Linked DNA regions of Homo sapiens: region 2 is linked to region 1. Evidence: read pairs that join two places in POLR2A ChIA-PET (ENCODE). Cell type or tissue: OCI-LY7. All regions are shown on one strand. Each heading gives the region's core, and the rest is flanking DNA. Links, peaks and the distances in the headings are about the cores only.

The links. Peaks named below come from ENCODE experiments on the same cell type or tissue, not always from the same donor. Only the 100,000 strongest peaks of a DNase experiment are listed, where the experiment ranks them.
Region 2: POLR2A ChIA-PET joins it to region 1 with 5 read pairs; 4 of 35 experiments call an interaction of 5 or more read pairs at or near these places.

What each region holds. Positions count from the first base shown.
Region 1 is chr12:113,073,523-113,084,099 of GRCh38, forward strand. DTX1 (deltex E3 ubiquitin ligase 1) reads left to right here. Exons shown (of 10, transcript NM_004416.3): 3 at 3,902-4,583. Among named protein-coding and RNA genes, the nearest start is that of DTX1, 22 kb to the left of the region's middle. RefSeq lists enhancers at 9,180-9,239, 9,270-9,379. In OCI-LY7, for the core only: no CTCF peak of the experiment used is centred there; DNase peaks (open chromatin) are centred at 5,675 and 6,009; H3K4me3 peaks cover 2,764 bases; H3K27ac peaks cover 5,000 bases.
Region 2 is chr12:113,129,717-113,140,293 of GRCh38, forward strand. RASAL1 (RAS protein activator like 1) reads right to left here and starts at 6,045. Exons shown (of 21, transcript NM_001301202.2): 1 at 5,682-6,045; 2 at 1,169-1,225. The coding sequence starts at 5,746. RefSeq lists a silencer at 6,032-6,171. In OCI-LY7, for the core only: CTCF peaks have their summits at 6,155 (motif pointing left) and 6,373; DNase peaks (open chromatin) are centred at 4,935, 5,175, 6,075 and 6,585; H3K4me3 peaks cover 3,631 bases; H3K27ac peaks cover 4,255 bases.

The sequences.
Region 1 (10,577 bases), core at 3,573-8,572:
CCAACCTCTCCACCTCTTCAACCCCGCCCCTTTCATATCAATAGCCATAGCTCCGTGCCTCGATTTCTCCAGCTATTGGGGCCTGTCCAGTTGGCAGGGCACAAGGCTAGTCTGTAGCCCTTGTGATTCTAACAGAGGAGAGGGCAGAGGACAAGCTCTTTCAGCCCTGAGTAGGGACACACCAGTGTGGAACAGTCTGAGTTCCCCTATCTGGTTGCAGATCCCTGGGCCAGGCACCCGAGGAAGATGCCAATTAACAATGGAAATGCCTTCCAGGTTTTGAGGTCCTACTGTGTGCAGGTACTGTGCCAGGTGCTGGGAGTACAGCAGTGAGCAAAGCAGACAAGATCCCTGACTTTGCAGCTGACAGCCTAGAGTGAGGATACGCAGCATAAAGAATGCATGCAGATTAATACATCATGTCACAGCCTGGCGCAGTGGCTCACACCTGTAATCCCAGCACTTTGGGAGGCTGAGGCAGGTGGATCACCTGAGGTCAGGAGTTCGAGACCAGCCTGGCCAACATGGTGAAATCCCGTCTCTACGAAAAATACAAAAAAAATCAGCTGGGTGACACATACCTGTAATGCCAGCTACTTGGGAGTCTGAGGCAGGAGAATCGTTTGAACCTGGGAGGCAGAGGTTGCAGTGAGCCGAGATCACGCCACTGCACTCCAGGCTGGGTGACAGAGAAAGACTCTCTCTCATATATATATATAGTCAGTCAGGTAATGCCAAGTGCCAGGGAGGAAAATAAAGCAAGCTCAGAGGACAGCAATAGGAGGGCTGCACTTTTAGATGTTTGAACACACACCTGTAAGAAAGAAGGGAGGAAATGATGAGAACATCTGGGAATGGTGAGGTCATATTCCAGGCAGAGGGAACAGCCAGTGAGAAGGCCCTGAGGCTGGACAGTGCCTGGTGTATTTGAGGAACAGCAAGGAGGCCAGGGTGGCTGGAATGGAGTGAGTGATAAGGGGGAGGTAGACAATGCCAGAGGAGGACAGGGCCCCACAATGTGTGATTTCGTTGTAGGTCATGGCAAGGACTTTGGCTTTTACTCCAAGTGAGCGGAAGCCAGGAAGGATTTTGAGCAGAGGAAAGATGTGATCTGACTTGCATTGAGCAGGATCCCTCTGGCTGCGGTATGGGAAATGGATTACAGAGGCCAGTCATGAGTCTACTGCAATGGTCCAGGCAGGAGAGATAACATGGCGGGGACTGGGTGGTGTGAGTGCAGTGGGGAGCAGTGGTCAGATGTGGATGTGTTTGAAGGTGGAGATGACTGGATTTACTGACAGATTGGAGGTGGGATATGAGGTAGAAGTCAAGGATGAGACCAAGATTTGGGGGTCCAAGGAAGAGCATCCGGAAGCGCAGGAGCTGCCAGGAATTGCTATGTGAAGACTTCAGGAGGAGCAGGTTTGGGGCAGGGGAGAGCAGAGCTGAGTTCAAGGTGCCTGTTAAACCTCTCCAGGGAAGGGTCATGAACCTGGCTCCCAGGGGAGAAGACGGGGCCAAAGATGGCAGATTTTGGAATCATCAGAGTAGACACGGTATTTATCTCAATTGATCCTCTCAGCAACCCCACAAGCAACTGTTGCTACAGCTGGCAAACGCAGCAGTCTTCTATTGCATGTCTGCTTATGCCCATTTTCAACATGAGAAAACTGGGGCCCAGAGATGCTGAGTTGCCTACGCACAGTCACAGAGCTGGAAAGTCAGAAAGTCAGGACTTGAAGTGAGGGCTGTCTGCCTCCCAGCCCTGGGGTCCCACCCAGACCCTCTGCAGCTGTTCTCACTCACTCCTCCCCCAAATACTGTGTGAGAGGGAAGGGCTGGGTCATGGATGATCACCCCTCTTTTTGAGATGGGGCCACTAAGGCCTGAGGAGGCTTAAGGGACTTTCCCGCAGTTGAGGGGAAGTCAAGTGTGCAGCCTTTCTGCAGGTGTGCCAAATGAACCCAGCAAAAGACTCACTTCATCAGCCCCAAGACACAGAGCAGGCTAAAGGCTCTGAGAAGTCCTGCGGCCTGGACCTTGGGTTATCTCTGGTTAGCCCAGAGTTTCCCGTGGAGCCTTGCTGTCAGGGGAGCACGCAGAGCTTTGGCAAACATGAAGCTGTGGTTTGGAGTAAAGCCTCAGTGCCCTCCTTTATGAAAGGGGGCCCACCTGGCAGTCAGCAGTTGTTTGTTGAAGGAAGTAACAAATGAAACAAACAGATGAATGAAAGTAACAAATAAGCAAATGAAGGAATGGACGAATGCAGGGATGAGCACAAAGTGTGAATGAATTAAAAAAAAAAGAATCCATTTGTGACCTAATGAATTTATTCATTCATTCAACAAATATCGCTCGAGCACCTGCTGTGTGCAGGTGCTGGGGATATAGCAGTAAATAAAACAAAATCCCTGACCTTGTGGCTATTACATTCTAGCGAGGGGGGGACAGACAGAAACCAAGATAAATGGGTAGAATGTGAAGTATATCTGAGGGAGAAAATGGAGCGGGGAAGGAGAGAGGGGAAAGTACGTGGGGGGTGCACATTTTTAAATAGGATGATGGTAAATGAAGGAATGTCTGAATGCCTGAATACGGGAGTGGGCTGAAGATGGAGAATACATAAAGGTATCAATTTAAAAAAAGCATAAGGGGCCCAGGGGCGGTGGCTCACACCTGTAATCCCAGCACTTTGGGAGGCTGAGGTGGGTGGATCACCTGAGGTCAGGAGTTCGAGACCAGCCTGGCCAACATGGCAAAACCCCATCTCTACTAAAAATACAAAAATTAGCCCAGCAAGGTGGTGCATGCCTGTAGTCCCAGCTACTCAGGAGGCTGAGGCAGGAGAATCGCTTGAACCTGGAGGCGGAGATTGCATTGAGCCTAGATTGTGCCACTGTATTCCAGCCTGGGCGACAGAGCAATACTCTGCCTGGAAAAAAAAAAAAAAAAAAAGTGGGGCCGGTCATGGTGGCTCACACCTGTCATCTCAGCACTTTGGGAGGCCAAGGCGGTTGGATTGCTTGAGCCGAAGAGTTTGAGACTTAGCCTGGGCAACATAGGGAGACCCCTGTCTCTAAATAAATAAATAAAATAAAATAACATAATGGATGACTGCAGGCACGAATGAATGACCTAAGGAAAGAATCAATGAATGAATGAATCATTGAATGAAGGAATATATGAATATGTGAACTAGGGCATGGATAAGTGAATGAACTAATGCAAGAATTGTTGAATGACTAAATGAAATAGTGCTTAAATTAATGAACTAAGGCATGAACAGATTGATGAATGAATCATTGAATGAGTGAGCAAACTATAATGAAGAAGAGGACTGCATGGGGCCTATGTGCATGGCCTTGGTCTCTGTCTATGCCTGCCCCACTTTATCTGACTCTGGTCTGAAGAACCCCCAGGCCCCCTTTGCCCTCCCCCGCACCATCCAGGGCCTGTGATAACCCCCACTTCAGTGTCTGTCTTGGCCCTGGAGAGGTGGAGGGTGGGGGAGCCCTCCACACCTTGCTGGTTTCCTACCCCAGGCTATCTTGGCACCCCCACCCTGTTTGGTGGCTCTCCCGCCCCTACGCCCAATCTACTGACCACGCGCCCCTGCCCACCTCTCGCCCCAGTGCTATGCGCTGAACCTTTAGCCCCGGCCCCCCTCACCCTGGCTGCCGCCTGTCCTGACCCTCCAGCCTGTGCTGAACCTCATGCCTGGGCCTTGACCTCCTTCCTCTCCGTGCATGTGTTGACCCTCTCCCCAAGTCTGGGTGGACCCCCTGGAGGCCTGTGCTGACCCCCCAACCTCCCGCCCACCCTTGCCTGGCTGTGGCCCGCCCTTCCAGCCGCGCAGACCAACGCCCGCTGTGCTGACGCCTCCTCCCCATTTCGAGTACAGGCACCATGCGGCCCGTGCGGCGCAACTTCTACGACCCGTCGTCGGCGCCGGGCAAGGGCATCGTGTGGGAGTGGGAGAACGACGGCGGCGCATGGACGGCCTACGATATGGACATCTGCATCACCATCCAGAACGCCTACGAGAAGCAGCACCCGTGGCTCGACCTCTCATCGCTAGGCTTCTGCTACCTCATCTACTTCAACAGCATGTCGCAGATGAACCGCCAGACGCGCCGGCGCCGCCGCCTGCGCCGCCGCCTGGACCTCGCCTACCCGCTCACCGTGGGCTCCATCCCTAAGTCGCAGTCGTGGCCCGTGGGCGCCAGCTCGGGCCAGCCCTGCTCCTGCCAGCAGTGCCTGCTGGTCAACAGCACGCGCGCCGCCTCCAACGCCATCCTGGCCTCGCAGCGCCGCAAGGCGCCCCCCGCGCCCCCGCTGCCGCCGCCGCCGCCACCTGGAGGGCCTCCAGGCGCGCTTGCCGTGCGCCCCAGCGCCACCTTCACAGGCGCCGCGCTCTGGGCAGCGCCCGCCGCCGGCCCCGCCGAGCCCGCGCCGCCTCCCGGGGCGCCCCCACGGAGCCCGGGCGCCCCCGGCGGAGCGCGCACCCCGGGGCAGAACAACCTCAACCGGCCCGGGCCCCAGCGCACCACCAGCGTGAGCGCGCGCGCCTCCATCCCGCCGGGGTAAGACGGGGCCCAGGGGGAGGGGGCCTCTGCGTCGTCCGCAGGCAAGGACGAAGCCCGGGGGTGGTTGGCCACTAGGGCAGGAGCAAAGATTACAATAATAATAATGACGATAAGTAATATCCAGCATGCACTAAATGTTCATTTTGTGCCAAGCATCAACTAAGCACCTTTACATGTTCCCACACATCTATCTCCATGCATAAGGACCCTATGAGGTAGGTACCATCATCACCTCCAGTTCACAGATGAAGAACTAACTCCCCCAAGATCAGACAGTTCACAAGTGATGGGGCCATAATAGCAACATCAGCAATGGTGCGTGTTCCATGTTTATTATTTGCTAAACCCGTTATATGTATCACCTCGTTTATTCTGCCAAACAGTTCTACCATGTGCATATTATAGATGGGGAAACCGAGGCTAGGAGAGCTATGGTGCCTTCTCATTTATTCCACCAAACAGTTCTACCATGTGCATATTACAGATGGGGAAGCCAAGGCTGGGAAAGCTATGGTGCCTTCTCAGGGTCACCGGGGAAGGGTAGACATTGGAGTCCAGACCTGCCCAATTCCAAAGTCTGTGCTGTGTTGTCTTAGGATTTTTAGAGGGCTTCAGAGTCCATCTGTCCTTGTCCCAGTCCATGCCCACCTCACATGGTGGCTCGAGCAAGCATCAGCTGCTTGTCCAAAGTATTTCCCCATAGGCTGCACCTGAAATACCACAATTACTCTGGGTTAATACTATGGTTTGCACACTGGGCTCCAGGGACTCCCGGGGTGACCTGGAATCGTGGGGGGTGGGGTAATAGAAAGCCAGGCAAACGAGAGTCTGTCTCTCTGCTCTTGTTTTAACCAGAGCAGCCCTTTTTGGAAACACTTTTATGAACTGGCTTTCTCAGCATGATTTTATTAAGGATGGGCACCCAGCTTGTATCAAGTTTGCAAATTCTTGGGTTAAGGTGTCCCAGGCCCCAGGATAGGGACCCAGTGAGCTGCTGTTGGGTGCCTACCCTGGACTCCAGATTCAGTCATCTGAGCAAAGAACCAAGCCCTGAGGGGTGGCAATGAGAGGAAAGATCAAAGACCTTGAACTTGGGACAGACCAGAAGAGAAAAGACCAGGGGGGTTTGGACTGTGGTCCCCAAGAGGAAGAGAGGGCACCCAAAACCAACTGTGCTTCAATCACTATGGCATGGCCGGGGGAATTGATAATGATGGTCCGAGATCACCAAAGCTCAGATCTGGATGCGACCTTTGGGGTCACTGCATCCAGCTCACCCCTTTTATTATGGGCAAACAAGGCCTGGGAAAAGGAAAGGCCAGGACCCTGAACTAGGTGGCCCTATTCACCTTTTGTCCCTTTGGGAGTCTGACTTCCTGGGTTCGAATCCCCTCTTGGCCACTTCTCTTTTTTTTTTTTTTTTTTTTTTTTTTTTTTGAGATACAGTTTCACTCTGTTGCCCAGGCTGGAGTGCAGTGGCACAATCTCCACTGACTGCAACTTCTGCCTCCAGGGTTCAAGTGATTCTTCTGCCTCAGTCTTCTGAGTAGCTGGGACTACAGGTGCATGCCACCATTCCCGGCTACTGTGTGTGTGTGTGTGTGTGTGTGTGTGTGTGTGTGTGTGTGTTAGTGGAGATGGGATTTCACCATGTTTCCCAGGCTTGTCTTGAACTCCTGACCTCTTGTGATCTGCCAGCCTTGGCCTCCCAAAGTGCTGGGATTACAGGCATGAGCCACCATGCCCGGCCCCCTTCTTGACCACTTCTGAGCTGGGAGACCTGGGACGAGTCCCTCTCCTTCCTTGAGCCTCAGTTTTGTCATCTGTCAAATGGGAGCAGATCTTCCCACCATGTGAAAACGCTGTGTACCTGAACACAGCATCTACACTGGCAGTAGTTCAGCCATGGCCGTTAGGACTACTTTTGCTCTCCAGGAGGAGGGTTGGCATGGAGGGCGGGGAAGCTGTAATTTTCCAGGGATGCATCACAGCCACTACCACCTGCCTGCCTGGTCATTCCTCTCGGAGGAGAGGGTCATGGGGACAAACAGAGGTGTGTCCCATGTGACCTCAGCCTAGGGCAGGCCCAGTGCCAACAGAGAGCAGACTTGAGGGGGTCAAAGAAGACCCCTTGGGGAAGCCTTGTCCAAAGCTGCAGGATAGAGTCACTGAGATCTCAGGGAGATCTCAGGGGGCTGAAGTATCAGTTATGGCCCCTTATAGACAGCAGCTGGGCTCTGGCTGCCTTACAAAAAGAGGGGCTGGAGGTCCCAGAATGACAAGAAGAGTGGGTCCTAGAATGACAGGCTAGGGGGAGTGTGGGAGGGGACAGAACCAGAAAAATTCCAGGGACCTCTGCAGTAAGAATTTGAGAACCTTCTCTCTGGGTAAATTTATTGTAACCCACAAGAAGACTGGAAATCAGAAGGTTAAAAGAAAAAAAAGAAATCAGAAGGTTGTAGCCAGAATTTTCTTGGAACAGAATGGAATGGAATGGAATGGAATGGAACGGAATGGAAAACAGAATAGAACTAGAATAGATTGGCATGTGTAATACATAGTAAAAATAAGAATTGTTACATGTAGCCTGGGAACAGTGCCTCATGCCTGTAATCCCAGCACTTTGGGAGACCAAGGTGGGTAGATCACTTGAGTCCAGGAGTTCAAGACTAGCCTGGGAAACATAGCAAGACACCATCTCTACAACAATAACAAAAAATTAGCCAGGCAGGGTGGTGTGCTTGTAGTCCCAGTTACTCGGAAGGCTGAGGCAAGAGGATCACTTGAGCCCAGTAGGTCAAGGCTGCAGTGACCTGTGATCACACCACTGCACTGCAGCCTGAGAGACAGAGCAAGACACTGTCTCAAAAAAAAAAAAAAATTGCTCCATGAATGTTTTGCATCATTTCTGCATATGTTTAATAGGTTGCGAGGTGAAATGAATTTCTTAGTCACTGATGAAATATTTGAGGCGGGCGTAGTGGCTCACTTTGGGAGGCCAAAGTAGGTGGATCACTTGAGGCCAGGAGTTCGAGACCAGCATGGCCAACATGGTGAAACCCCATCTCTACTAAAAATACAAAAATTAGCTGAGCATGGTGGTACACACCTGTAATCCCAGCTACTGGGAGGATTGCGTGAACCCGGGAGGTGGAGGTTGCAGTGAGCCGAGATCACGCCACTGCACTCCAGCCTGGGTAACAGAGTGAGACTCCGTCTCCAAAAAAATTAAAAAAAGAGAGAGATTTGAAAGCTACTGTTCTAGAGGAGGCTGAAAATTACTCAGCTTTCATGGCCTAGTGTTAATTCTCCAAATATGTGCTGTGGGTGTGTATTCACAGAGCTGAACAAGACAAACAAGGCCTGTGTCCTCCCGGGGCACACAGACAGATGGGGAGACAGACCTACAGCAAGCAAAGAGTAAATGAAGACGATCTCTGGAGTGAGACAGAAGTGCTGGGGAGGTAGTGGGACAGGGTGATGTGGGAATTCAGGGAAAATCCCTCTGAGGAGGTGGCCAGATGTGGAGAACAGCTGATCCATGCAGAGGGAACAGCATGAACAACTTCAAGGGGGCTCGAAGGGCGTGGTGTGTTCAGGGAAGGGCTAGAGGTGTGGGGAGGGCTGGAGTGAGGCGCCAGCAAGAAGGAGAAGGGCACCCCAGGCAGGGCATTGCAGGTGCAAAGGGGCAGAGGTAGGAATGAATCCAGAAGGTTCTGGAGACCACCGGGGGATAGAGGCTCCCTTCTGGAACAGTGGGGGCTGAGATTTTTTACCCCAAATGGGGGTACAAGGCCAGGTTGGGTGGCCTCAGGGAAGCCTGGGCTTGGTGCTGCCATCAGTGGGGAGCTATAGAGTGTGCTTGAGCTCTAGAGGGCTGTAGTGAAAAGGAAGTTTTCTCTTTGGGGGTGCGGATCATTAAACATGTCCTCCTCTGACCTGCCAGAGCTCTGTTGTCTCCAGCCACATGCCGCTCCCCCACAGCCGACATCATTTCTCCTGCCCCTCCCCTTGGGGACTGTTTCTGACCCTCCCTGAGCCCAGACATTGGCCTGGAAAACAGAAGATGTGGGGTGGGGGAAACTTCTCAAGAACTCCCTCATCCCTCCCCACCCACGCAGATGCTGCCCAGCCTCACTCCAGCCCCTCTAACTGATCCTCCCCAGCCAGACAAGCCCGGCTCAAAGTCCCCAACGCTCCATCTCCAAGAAACCCCCCGGGGAAAATCCCTCTGGCTCTCAAGACCCGTGGAGCCTGTTGCTGGGGAAGGGGAGTAGGAGGAAGGAAGATAGGGGTGGCAGACCCTGGCTTCTTCCGCCTAAAGCTTTCCATTGCTGAGACAGCTGAGGCCCAAGTGCAGCCTATGAGGGGAAAGGGATGGAGGTGGGGGGTCTTTGAGGAGCCAGGCAGACAGGTCTACCCACTGTCACTCTCGTCCCCAAACCACCTCCCAGCCCTCCCAACCCTGGTCTCTTTGTTTCTGTGTCTTTGTTTTTTGTTTTTAGAGACAGAGCCTCGCTCTTATTGCCCAGGCTGGAGTACAGTGGCGCAATCACAGCTCCTGGCAGCCTGAAACTTCTGGGCTCAAGAAATCCTCCTGATTCAGCCTCCCAAGTAGGTGGGACTACAGGCACGCACCACCACACCCAGCTAATTTTTTAAAATTTTTTGTAGGGACAGGATCTCACTATGTTGCCCAGGCTGGTCTCAAACTCCTGGCCTCAAGCATCCGCCTGCCTCAGCCTCCAAAAGTGCTGGGAATTATAGGCGTGAGCCACAGCGACTGGCCTGTCTCTATGACTTTAAGTCTGTATTAGTTTGCTGGGGCAGTGGTAACAAAGTAACAGCTTAAACCACAGAAATGTATTCTCTCTTTCACATTCTTGAGACTAGAAGTCCGAGATCACGGTGTCACAGGGTAGTTTCCTTCTGAGGCCTCTCTCCTGGGCTTGTAGATTGCATCTTTTACCTGTGTCCTCATATGGTCTTCCCTCTGTACCTGTCTGTGTCTTAATCTTCTCTTCTTAGAAGGACATCAGTCCTATTGGATTAGGGCCCATCCTAGTGACCTCATTTTATCTTAATTACCTCTTTAAAGACCCCGTCTCTAAATACAGTCACATTCTGAGGTCCTGAGGCTTAAGGTTTCAACACATGACTTCTTTGGGGCACAGTTCAGCCCATAACAATGTGTCTGTGTGTCTCTCCTTTTATAATTTACCAATACTTTTTTTTTTGAGACCGTCTTGCTCTGTTACCCAGGCTGGAGTGCAGTGGTGCAATCTTGGCTCACTGCAACCTCCACCTCCCAGGTTCAAGTGATTCTCCTGCCTCAGCCTCCCAAGTAGTGGAGATTACAGACACCTGCCACCATGACCGGCTATTTTTTGTATTTTTAGTAGAGACGGAGTTTTGGCATGTTGGTCAGGCTGGTCTCGAACTCCTGACCTCAAGTGATCCACCCACCTCGGCCTCCCGAAATTCTGGGATTACAGGCATGAGCCACTGCGCCCGGCCAATTTGCCAATAATTTTAATGGCAAAAACCACCATTTCTTTTGCACCAAACAATATCTCTGTGTGTCTTGGTCTTTTTCAGTCTTTCCATATCTCTTTGTAGCTCTGTGTCTCTCTCTCTCTTTCTCTGTCTTCTGCCTTTTCCTCTTAGTCACTCTCTTTCCTTCCCTGGCTTCCTTCTGTCCACCCTCCTTCTCTCCCCTCCTGGACCCAAACAGATCCAGAGCCCTTTACAGGTTGGGTGACCTTGGACCCACTTGAGGCTTGGCCTCTCTAGCCTCAGTCTCCCCATCTGTCAGACAGAGCTAAAACCACCACCTCTCACATGGGCAGACTCAGCAAGGATCAGCTTGCAAGGGAGGTGTGAACTCTGCAGAGATCTTCAATGTCATTCTCACCTCCAACCTCATCTCAGCCCTGGACGGGTAACAGCGAAGGAGGCCCAGAGAGGGGGATTGGCTCATCTAGGGTCACC
Region 2 (10,577 bases), core at 3,128-8,127, 56 kb after region 1:
TGCGCGCACACACACACACACACCCCGCCTTCTTCCTCCAGCCCAGCGGCACCAACCTCAGATGGACCCCCAGTGCTTCCTCCCAAATACCCTCTTCCCCCAACCTGACCTTTTCCCAGCCAAAGGTCTTCTGAACATTCCCCAGCTCCTGAGCTGAAAGGCTTCTTACAGCCCAGAGAGGGAGAGACAGCAGCCTGGGGTCACACAGAAAATCAATCTGTGGGTTTGGGGTGGTGTCAGGGAATGTATCAAGGGGCCAGCATGAGCACTGGGAGGACAGTGGAGGGGAGTCAGTGGAGGGGGGAGCTACAGCTGACCCCTCCCCCAGGCAGGCTCCCCACCCCCAGCTCTGAGCCCATCTGGACCAGAATAGGAGCATCCTGAATCCTGCCGTCTCCATAGGAACCAAGGCCTCAGCCACCCACCAGCCCACCCACCCCCATCAGGCCTCCAGGGGCTGAGAGCTGTCCCTCGGCCTGCGGGGGTGGGAGCCAAGCAGGGCGCAGCCTGATATCCCCCTGCGAGACTCACTGACACCCCAAACATCCTCACACCTTCACATGTGTCCACACCGGTGCCTTTGTGACCAAATCAGCTGGCATTGGTGTTCACATGCATGTGCAGGGCAGCCATGTGCACGTGCATGTACATGCACCCTACACTGGTACACACACGTGAGCCTGTGCCCTGCACAGCCACGAGGACATACACACGTGGTCACAGGCACTCACACTAGCCCCGCAACATCCCCCACCCCCTGCAACTCACAAGCAGGCCCAGCTGGGCGGGTGCACACACAGACACACATGCACATGCCCACGCGCACAGACATCCCCAGTGCCCGCAGCACCCGGCAGGCCCGGAACCAACCAGTCCAGCCAAGCGTGAGATGCCCGCCCCCAGGGAGGCCACTGTAGGAGGCACAGGCTGGCAGCGCTGAGTCAGCCCCAGGGAGCCAGCAGGGACAGCATTAGGTCCAGAGGGGGAAGGCAGGGCTGGTCGGGGAGAGGAGCTGGCAGTCCCAGCTGGACACAAATCACCCACCTGCAGGCCCGCGAGTCCCCCTCAGGGTAAGCACTCCTTTAAATGTGAATTCTTGGTCCCAGATTCCCCAGGTCTAGAAAGAGACCCCTCCCTTCCTCCTCTCCCCCGTGTCGCCACCCCTCACCTGGCCACCACCTCGTCGTCCACTTTCACTAGGCAGTAGGGGTCGCTGCTCCCAGACCTGCAGAAGGAGGGAGTTCAGGGAGGAAGCAGGTTGAGAGGGCAGCCATGAGTGGAGGGTCCCAGTCATGACACAGGCAGGGGAGTCGGAGGCACAGACAGAGAAGGGGACTTGCCCAGGGTCACACAGCAAGTCCAGCTCAGAAGTAGAACCTTAGGGGACCAGCAGGAGATGTCACAGCTGCCCAGGCCACCACATCTGTGCACTCTGGGCTTCCACCCATAGAAATAGAACAGGGAGGCCTGAGGCCAGCAGGTTCTGAGTCCTGGCCTCGAAAAGCCCAAAGCAGAGGCCCAGAGCGTGTGTGGGGGGGGTGGGGGGGTCTTGAATGCCTGGCTTCACCACCCTCTGGCTGTGCCATCCCAGAGAGTCCCCTTCCCTCTCTGGGCCTCAGTTTCTCTGCTCTATAAATCAGGTGTGATGCTCACATACACCTCCTAGGGGGCTGGAGGAACTCAAATGCTGGGCCGGATCATGGTCTGGCCCCCAGCTCTCCCCTGCAGGGGCTTTAATGCTGTGTCCCCAGCTTTTCATTTCAATGGGAGCTTCCCTGGGAAGGGGACTCCCCATTCCTCAGCCCTCCATGGGGACAGACTCAGCAGACCCTCCCTACAGGCAAAGACCAGGGAACCCAGGCTTCAAAATCAACCCTCGAAATCTCTTAAGATGTGCTGCACCCCCTTAAGTAGCTATGAGTCATCTGCCAATTCAGGCCAGCTGCATCCCCCCTTCATAATAACAGTCACCAGCAAATCCCAAGCTGTCTAACAGGTCCCTCACTTCCTCCTCCATCCCATCATACAGGGCTTCTTTGTCTTTCATCAGGCCCCAGGCCAGCCTCAGGGCCTTTGCACCTGCTGTTCCCTTTGCCTAAGACACTTTAGCCCTGATACTGCCATGGCTGGCTCCTTCCTGCCATTCAAGTCTCAGTCCAAAGTCACCTCCTTGAGAGGCTGTCCCTGGCCACCACTGTCCTATCTAAAATGACCTCCACCTAAAATCATCTTCTTTCTTCTTCTTCTTCTTCTTTTTTTTTTTTTTTTTTTTTGAGACAGAGTCTCACCGTATCACCCAGGCTGGAGTGCAGTGGCGCGATCTTGGTTCACTGCAATCTCTGCCTCCCAAGTTCAAGCGATTCTCCTGCCTCAGCCTCCTGAGTAGCTGGGATTACAGGCACACACCACCACACCTGGCTAATTTTTTGCATTTTTAGTAGAGACAGGGTTTCACCATGCTGGCCAGGCTGGACTCCAACTCCTGGCCTCCAGTAATCCACCCGCCTCGGCCTCCCAAAGTGTTGGGATTACAGGCGTGAGCCACCACAGCCGGCCTCCCTTATTTCTCTATGCGTTTAGTATTGTCTCCCCACCTCCCTGCCACTTCCAAACTGTGAACTCCCTGGGGAGAGTCTGTGTCCCCCACTTCCCCACCCCTGGCCCCCACATCTGGCATGCATTTGGCCCTCTAGAGCTATTTCTGAATGACTGGGTTTATGGAGTGCTCTCTCTGGAGCACGGAGTAACAGTGGAGATAGGACTGGGACCCAGGTTTGTGGGCTCACACTCATGTTCTGAAACCAATGCCCCCTCTACCTATTCAAATGGCCCTCTCCCTCGATGCCCCAGCACCACTCCCTTGATCTCTGCCACCTTCTGTCTCTCCAGTTTGTATAGATCCACAAATGCCTCTGGGATGCCAGGAAAGAGGGACATTGGCGCTAAGAGTTGCCTCCAACCTGAACCTATCTTGCTGGATGAGCCCTTCCCTGTGCCTCGGTTTCCCTCTCTGGACTCCTTCCCTCATCCCCCTCTGGCTGGACACTCCAATGCCTCCATTTCCCTACCTGGCTTCTATCCCTGAACACTTTAGACAGACAGTGTCTTCGTGATCCTCTGTGGATCCTACATCTGAATCCCCTTCTGTGGAGTGCCCCAAGCCTCAGTTTCCTCTTCTGGCTCCATCCCAAATCCATTGGAGCCTCAGTTTCCCCATCTGGGCTTCACCTTCAGACTCCTGTGGCTGGTAATGTCCTGTGTCTCAGTTTCCTTCCCTGGGTTCTCCACCCCTAAGCTTCCTTTATGCAGGCTCCCACCCCTCAGTTTCCCCAACTACAGATGTGGGGTCAGATGGGCTGGGATCCCACTAGCCGAGGGCTGGGAGACACACCCCCTCCTGCAGACCCAGCCTGACCTCCAGGCCCTCCTGGGAGCCGAGCTCAGCACTAGTCAGCTGCAGGGCTCTGACGCATGAGGGCCTTATCAGACTCCTATCAGGGAGGGCAACGGTGGCAAGAGGGGGTGGCTGCTTCCAGACCCCTGATCTCTCCAGACTTGTGGCCTCTCCCACGGCCCCTGACTCAGCTCAGTCTTGGGAAAGCAGGCCCCTCAGCCATTGCCTGCCCAGTCTGGTTTGGGCATGGAGTAGTCAGAGTTCAAATCGCAGCTGGGTGACCTTAGGCAAGTGACTGCCTCTCTGGTCCTCAGTTTCCCCATTTGTAAAATAAGAGACGCCAATAGAACTATATGAAGTGTTAAGCACAGGGCCTGTCCATACTAAGCCCTCAGTGACTGACTGCTACTATTTCTAATAGTAAAAACTCTAAAATTACCTGAAGAGGCCTCCTCCCGGGCCAGAATGGACCCCCCTCAAACCTGGCAATGCTTTAGGCAGAATCTGGGCCCTTTCCCTTAGGAGAAGAGGGAAAGAACACACCCCACCTAAGGGCTCCCATGGCATGGAGCTCCCAGCAGCCTCCAGGAAGAGCCCCTTTGAAGAAGGGTGCTGACAGCTAGGGAAACTGAGGCAGGGTGGCCAGAACCCCCCCTGCCAGCTGGGGCTAAGTGACTCCTCCCCACCCTTGCTCTAGGGCATGACCTATTTCATAGCTCACTGGCCCAGGAATTGGGGGCAGGAAGTTTGGCCAAGAGCTGCAGGAACCAGGCATGACTCAAGTCCCTTCTCCAGAAGAGCAGCAGGTTACCGTAAGCCAGTGTCCAGGTGCAGGGGTGACACCCATCGCCCCCTCATGACCTCTCACCCAGGGCTGGTGGAGGGGCCAGAGCTCAGTGAGTGAGAACCCCGTTTCTGGAAAGAACTCCTTTCACCACCTAGCAGCTGCCAGGCATCCAGCCTGGCCTCAATGCCCTAACAGTGTAGGCCGTCTCATTCCCAGGGCCTCTGAGGGGACATCTTAGAAAGAGTCTGGTGGGGGGGCTTGTCCAGCCACTGAACTGTCAGAGCACACACTCTGCTTCTCATTCAGGGTGTGTATATTTGGAGTAGCCAATGAGGATGAAGGGTGGCAAAAATTGCTCTCAACAGCTGCCCCCTTGACGCAGCTGCAGTGTTTTGGGGGTTGGGAATGTCATAAAATCAGGCAGGAAAGTCCTCTCTGGGAGCCCACACCTTGGGGAATCAGCACAGAGCTAAGACTGAATCTTGACACAGGTGAAGGCTCCCAATCCATGCTCCTGCTCACCTGGGCCACAGGGGAACTCCTAACAGGTCCTCCACCCTCCCAGCTGGATGGGAGACCCCAGGCAACCAGATGGGGACTCCGGTCCAGAGCTCTCATTGCCCAAATGGGAAACCAAGGCCCAGAGAGAAGCAGGTTCAAGGTCACACAACAAATGTCCTCCAGAGGATCCCACACCTGTCGCAGGTGCTAAGGCCCTCAGAGCCCCTTCTGGGCACTATGCCAAGCAGGAGGGGGAACCCGCCCCCCATATTCTGCTGATTCAGCAGCTGCTGACTCAGCCCTGGGGGAAGCATAGCTTGGGACTAGTAGTGAAGGGAGCCGTAGGGTCCCCCAGTCCCATTGCACCTGGCTGGGGAGGGGGTCGCAGCAAGGAATTGGCTCTTCAAGCAGCTCAGCACCCGGGGAAGGCCCACACGAGGCTGGGAGCCACAAGACTGGGGAGCTCAGGGCTTGGGGTCAAAAGGACCCTGGAGGGCCACCTGGTGACACTCTGCAAACCTAAGCACCAGATCCACACAGGATGTTAGGGCTCATCTGATCCCAGGCCCTCTCCAAGGGTCCTCCCCAGGGTTCCCTTGCTAGGCCCCCACCCACGCCTGGAGGAGCCACCTCCAACATCTGCCTGGACTAAGGAAGAGACCCCCCGCTTTCTCCCCTCCCAGATCTGACAGAATATGGCCCTCTAATCCCCTCTTCAGCTCTGGACGACCCCCTTTAGTACATCCCGGGAACAAAGACACCCCCTCCCCTGCCCGGGGGTGAGGCGGGGCATCTGCTAACTCTAGGCGCCCCCCTCCCACCGGGACAGCCATGGGCATGCGGCCTCTCGCCCCTTTAAAGCGGAACTGCCCCAAGACCAGTCTTGGACAAGAACCCCTCGCCCTCCTGCCAACCCGCCCTGGCACGCGGAAAGGGCGACGTCGGCCCCACCCCAGGCCTTGCGCGCCCCTCACCCAGAAGCGCCCGAGGAGTACTCACACGTCCTTGGCAGGCAGCGCGCGGCCCTCCACCACGCGAACATTCAGGGAGCTGCTCTTGGCCATGGCGCCTAGCCACAAACTTTCCAGGCAGAAGGGCGCTCAGGTTCCGAGGCTGGACCAGGGGACGTCTACATGTCACCTGCTTCAAGCCTGGCTCCCTGCCTCGTGGTCCCAGTGCCGCCTGTCCGAGACCCGGGTAGCTGGATGGGAGATTTCCGAAAGAGGAGAAGGTGTAGGTGCCCGGGGAGGGAGCGCCCGTCCGGACTCTACAGGTAGGAGCCGTGCTCCGAGCAGGAGGAGCGCGCAGGGGGCGCAGCGGGCTCTTGCCGAGGCGTCTGGAGCTCCAGACAAGCAGGCTGGGCGGGCAGGGGGCGGGAGGGGCGGCCCAGGGACCTCCCCACAATCCCGCCTCCAATGGGGTCCCCCACCTGACCCCGGGCCCCCTCGCGCGCCCTCTACCGGCACCCCAGTCATGCGCGCCAGAGCGCACGGGCGGCGGAGACAAGGGTGCACCGCCAGGTGGGGAGGGGCCCCCGTCCTGATGGGCGTGGCCGCTGGCTCCTGGTGAGTTGGCATTGGGCTTAAAAGACATGGTCTGTGCCCCCGCCTGTCCCTCATCCAACATATTCACACCTCTCCGCCCCCACCCCTCCTTGCCTACCATGCAGACACCTGCCTCCTCTCTCCAACCTCCGCGCCCCCCGGTCCAGGAGCAAGTATTAGTGGTGGGTGGGAGGCGTCGCCAGAGAGAGGGTCGCATGTTCCCTGGGGGTCCGTTCAGAGTCAAGGGAGGGGCCTTGAACATCCCCTTCCATCTCGTTCTAGTTTCCAGTTAAACACAGAACCCAGACTCTGCTCTAACGTCACGGGCTGGCACTGCGGGGGAGGAAGCCGCGGCCAGATGGGGGAGGGGAAGGCTTGAAGATAACCACTACAGCGATGATAAAAAGTCATCTACAGTTGTTTGAACACTTCATGGGTGCCAGGCACTGTTCTAAGCGCTTTACTGGGATTAGCTCATTTTTGTCTCCAGATGTGCACTACACACTACTCCACTGTTACCCCATTATCCGCAGTTTATGGATAAAGAAACTGAGGTTCAGAGGGATTAAATAACTTGGCAGAGGTCTCACAGTCAGTAACTGATTTGCCTTCCAGGGGTTCGAATCCTGGCTCTGCCATTTGGTAGCTGTCTGGACTTGGGTAAGCCATTCAACCTCTCTGTGCTTTGGTTTGGTTTTCTCATCTGTTGAGTGAGGATGACATTGCATTTCAGTCACAGGATTTTGAAAGAATTAAAAGAGTTAATGAAGATAAAAGTCTCAGGACAGTGACAAGTACCTAATACACGTCCAGAAAGTGTTTGATATTCTGATTGTTGTCCTTTGAGGCGTGGGCCACGCGTCACCTCTCCTGGGAAGGCTTCCAGGATGCCCTTCCACTCCGGTAGAGATTTTCTTTCCTTTCTCTCTGCTCCAGTGGCTCCAGGTTTGTACATTTTTCTGATTTTAAATGAGATAATATGACAGGCAGGGCCTGTCCCAGAACAGATCCGTTCGCACACTTATTTCTCCCTGTGAATTCATTGTTGACCTGCCCAAGACCTCTTAGAAAGGCCAGGCACCAATGGGAGTGCCCCTGCAGACTGAGTGCGGGAGCCAACGCCCAGACCGGTGAGACCAGGAGTGCCCTTCCTGGATCCGTCAGCAGCCCAATGGTCTGCTTCCCAGTCTCCCTTCTTGACTCCCCACCCAGCAACCCAGACAGGCTGATGAGGAACTCAGAGCCCTGGAATTCCTTCCCCAGCTGGTGGCTGCCTGGTGAGTCTCTGACCCACCAGAGATGGGGTCTCAGTTAATCCCATCTGGGAAATGGACCTAGCAGAACAGGCTCCAAGGCTTAGAAGTATTGCAACATCCTCAGCGGGGCATGAGGGGTAATCCAGGGTTAGATCCAGAACAGTAATAGCCCCAAAGGAGTCATCCCACTGTGATTTTTTTTTTTTTTTTTGCCCAGCTGGAGGGCAGGGCTCGATCTTGGCTCACTGCAACTTCCACTCCTGGGTTCAAGTGATTCTCCTGCTTCAGCCTCCTGAGTAGCTGGGACTACAGGCACCCACTACTATGCCCGGTTAATTTTTGTATTTTTAGTAGATTTTTATAGTTTGTATTTTTATATCACCATGTTGGCCAGGCTGGTCTTGAACTCCTGATCTCAAGCAATCCACCCACCTCAGCCTCCCAAAGTGCTGGGATTATAGGCGTGAGCCACCATGCCTGGCCCACTGTGATCTTTATCAGTTACCCCAGATTCTCTCCAAAGAAAATATACCACCTAAGGTGGTGGGGGGAATGGTACTTAAGGTATTTGCTATGTAACTGAAGCTTTAAGACGGGAATCCTGCCCCCCGCCCCACACCGCCCCCCACCACACACATTTAGTGGAAGCTACTGTTTGAGCCTTTTTCTTCTGTGAGCCTGCAAAGACCGCAGACAGGCCTCCAGACCCCCAGGACCCCTTTTGGAACCCCCTGATGATGGAACCTAAGGGGCCTGTTCCTCCAGCCCCCATGGGATGCCAGCCAAACTGCCACGCAGCCATCTTGGCCCATCTTCCAGAGCTAAGCAGGAAGTCATATACCCAAACACCCTTCCCCAGCTCCCCACGGGGAAATACCAAGGATATAGACTGTGCCAGCTGGGCCTCCAGCAAGCCAGCGCTGTTACCTGTCCAATATCTGGAGGGTGACCCCAAAATTTGCCTGGGGCAATGGCCACAGTCCCCAAACTTTGCACATGGCCCGGCCATTTCCTGTTGTTCTGAGAATCTCTGACCTGAAACTAGCAGGGAGTTGGAGGTTGCCTAGGGCAGTCCATGCCAAGGGACCGAAGCGGAAAAGGCAGACCAGAGAGAGTGTGTGACCTGCGCGGGACCATCCAGCTAGGCAGGGAGAGGGCAGGCTGGTGATTCTCCCAGGGTTATTATGAGAGTTAATCTCGAGGGCAGCGTAAGGCACTTAGCATCATTCCTGGCACATAGTAGGTGCTCAAGAAATGGCCAAACCCCAACCCCAAGCTCCTTAAAGGTAAATTCATAACCATCTCTTGCAATACCCATGCGATACACACAGCAGGTGTTTCATAAAGACTTAAGTGGGAAGAAATGCTGAGCTCAGGGTTTACCAGAAGAGGGTTTAGCATCAGGCTGACCTAGGATTGAACCCTGGCACCTGTACTTCCAAGCCAAGTGTTCTTGGGCAAGTGAGTTACTCTCTCAGTGCCTCAGTTTCTTCATCTGTAAAGTGGGGATACTAATAGAATCCACCTCTAGGATGAGCATGAGGCTGGAAAAGAAATAAGTGCCAGGTGTTTAGCACAGCCTGGCATACTACAAGCACTCAATAAATGTCATGGCCATTGTGGGACGTCCTGTGCCTGATACTGAGCCCCATTTGGTGGCTTAGCTCTGAGGCTGGGTCCTGGGGACATTGCCCAGGTAGAATGCAGGCCCAGCCCCAGATTCCAGACATGGATGAAGGCCCACACTTCAGTAGCCAGGGCAGTTCCAGATCGCTGAGCTGGGGGAATCTGAGGATTTTCATCCTGGCTGAGAAATCTGATAGACAGCTTCCAAGATCAGGGCTCCGGCCTCCCCTGTGGGCCCTCTGTCCAGGACAGGCTGAGTCTTTGCTTGATCTGAGATGCTGAGCCCTCTGACCAGGACTGGCTGAGTCTCCACTTGATCTGAGATGCTGGGCCTGTGGCCCAGGGAGGGCTCACAGGCATGGAGGAGAGAGGGCTCCTCATCCCAGAAGAGGAATCGGGCCTGGGCATGGTGGGGGCGTCCTGGAGCCCGCTCCCATCGGCACTGGATTCGACTGTGCACATAACTTTCCAACTCCATGTTTAGCCACATCACATGGGAACTTGAAATTGACTAGGGTAGGATTTACAGTATGGAAACTGGCAAATGCTACATTTGTTTTTGAGAGTCAGTTTACCAATACACTACTGGGCACAGGAATCCCCAGTCACATAGCTCTCTAGACACCGTTCCTGAATTCAACACCCTTAAGACTTTTCTCGTATCCTCCCAATCTGCTCCCCCAACACACACTGCCTTTGCTCGATCAGTCATTTCCCTCAAGAAGGCCTTTACAGGGCCAGACATGGTGGCTTACCCCTGTAATCCCAACACTTTGGGAGGCCAAGGTGGGAGGATCGCTGAGGCAAGGAGTTTGAGACCAGCCTGAGCAACATAGCAAGACCTCGTTGCTACAGAAAATTTTAAAATTAACCAGGTATGATGGCTTGCACCTGTAGTCCCAGCTACTCAGGAGGCTGAGGCAGGAGGATGGCTTGAGCCCAGGAGTTCAAGGCTGCAGTAAGCTATGATAGCATCACTGCACTCCAGCCTGGGCAACATAGCAAGACACCGTATCTTAAAAATAAATAAATAGGCTGGGTGTGGTGGCTCACACCTGTAAACCTAGCATTTTGGGAGGCCGAGGCAGGAGGATCACTTGAGCTCAGGAGTTTGAGATCAGCCTGGGCAGCATAGTGAGGCCTCATCTCTATTATAGAATTCTTTTTAATTAAATAAGTAAATAAGGCTGGGCATGGTGGCTCACACCTGTAATCCCAGCATTTTGGGAGGCCGAGAGGGACAGATCACTTGAGCTCAGGAGTCAGAGACTAGCCTGGGCAACATGGCGAAACCCCGTCTCTACTAAAAATATAAAAATTAGCCAGGCGTGGTGGCATGTGCCTGTAATCCCAGCTACTTGGAAGGCTAAGGCACAAGAATTACTTGAACCTTGGAGACATAGGTTTCAGTGAGCCGAGATTGCACCAATGCACTCCAGCCTGGGTGACAGAGCGAGACTTTCTCAAAA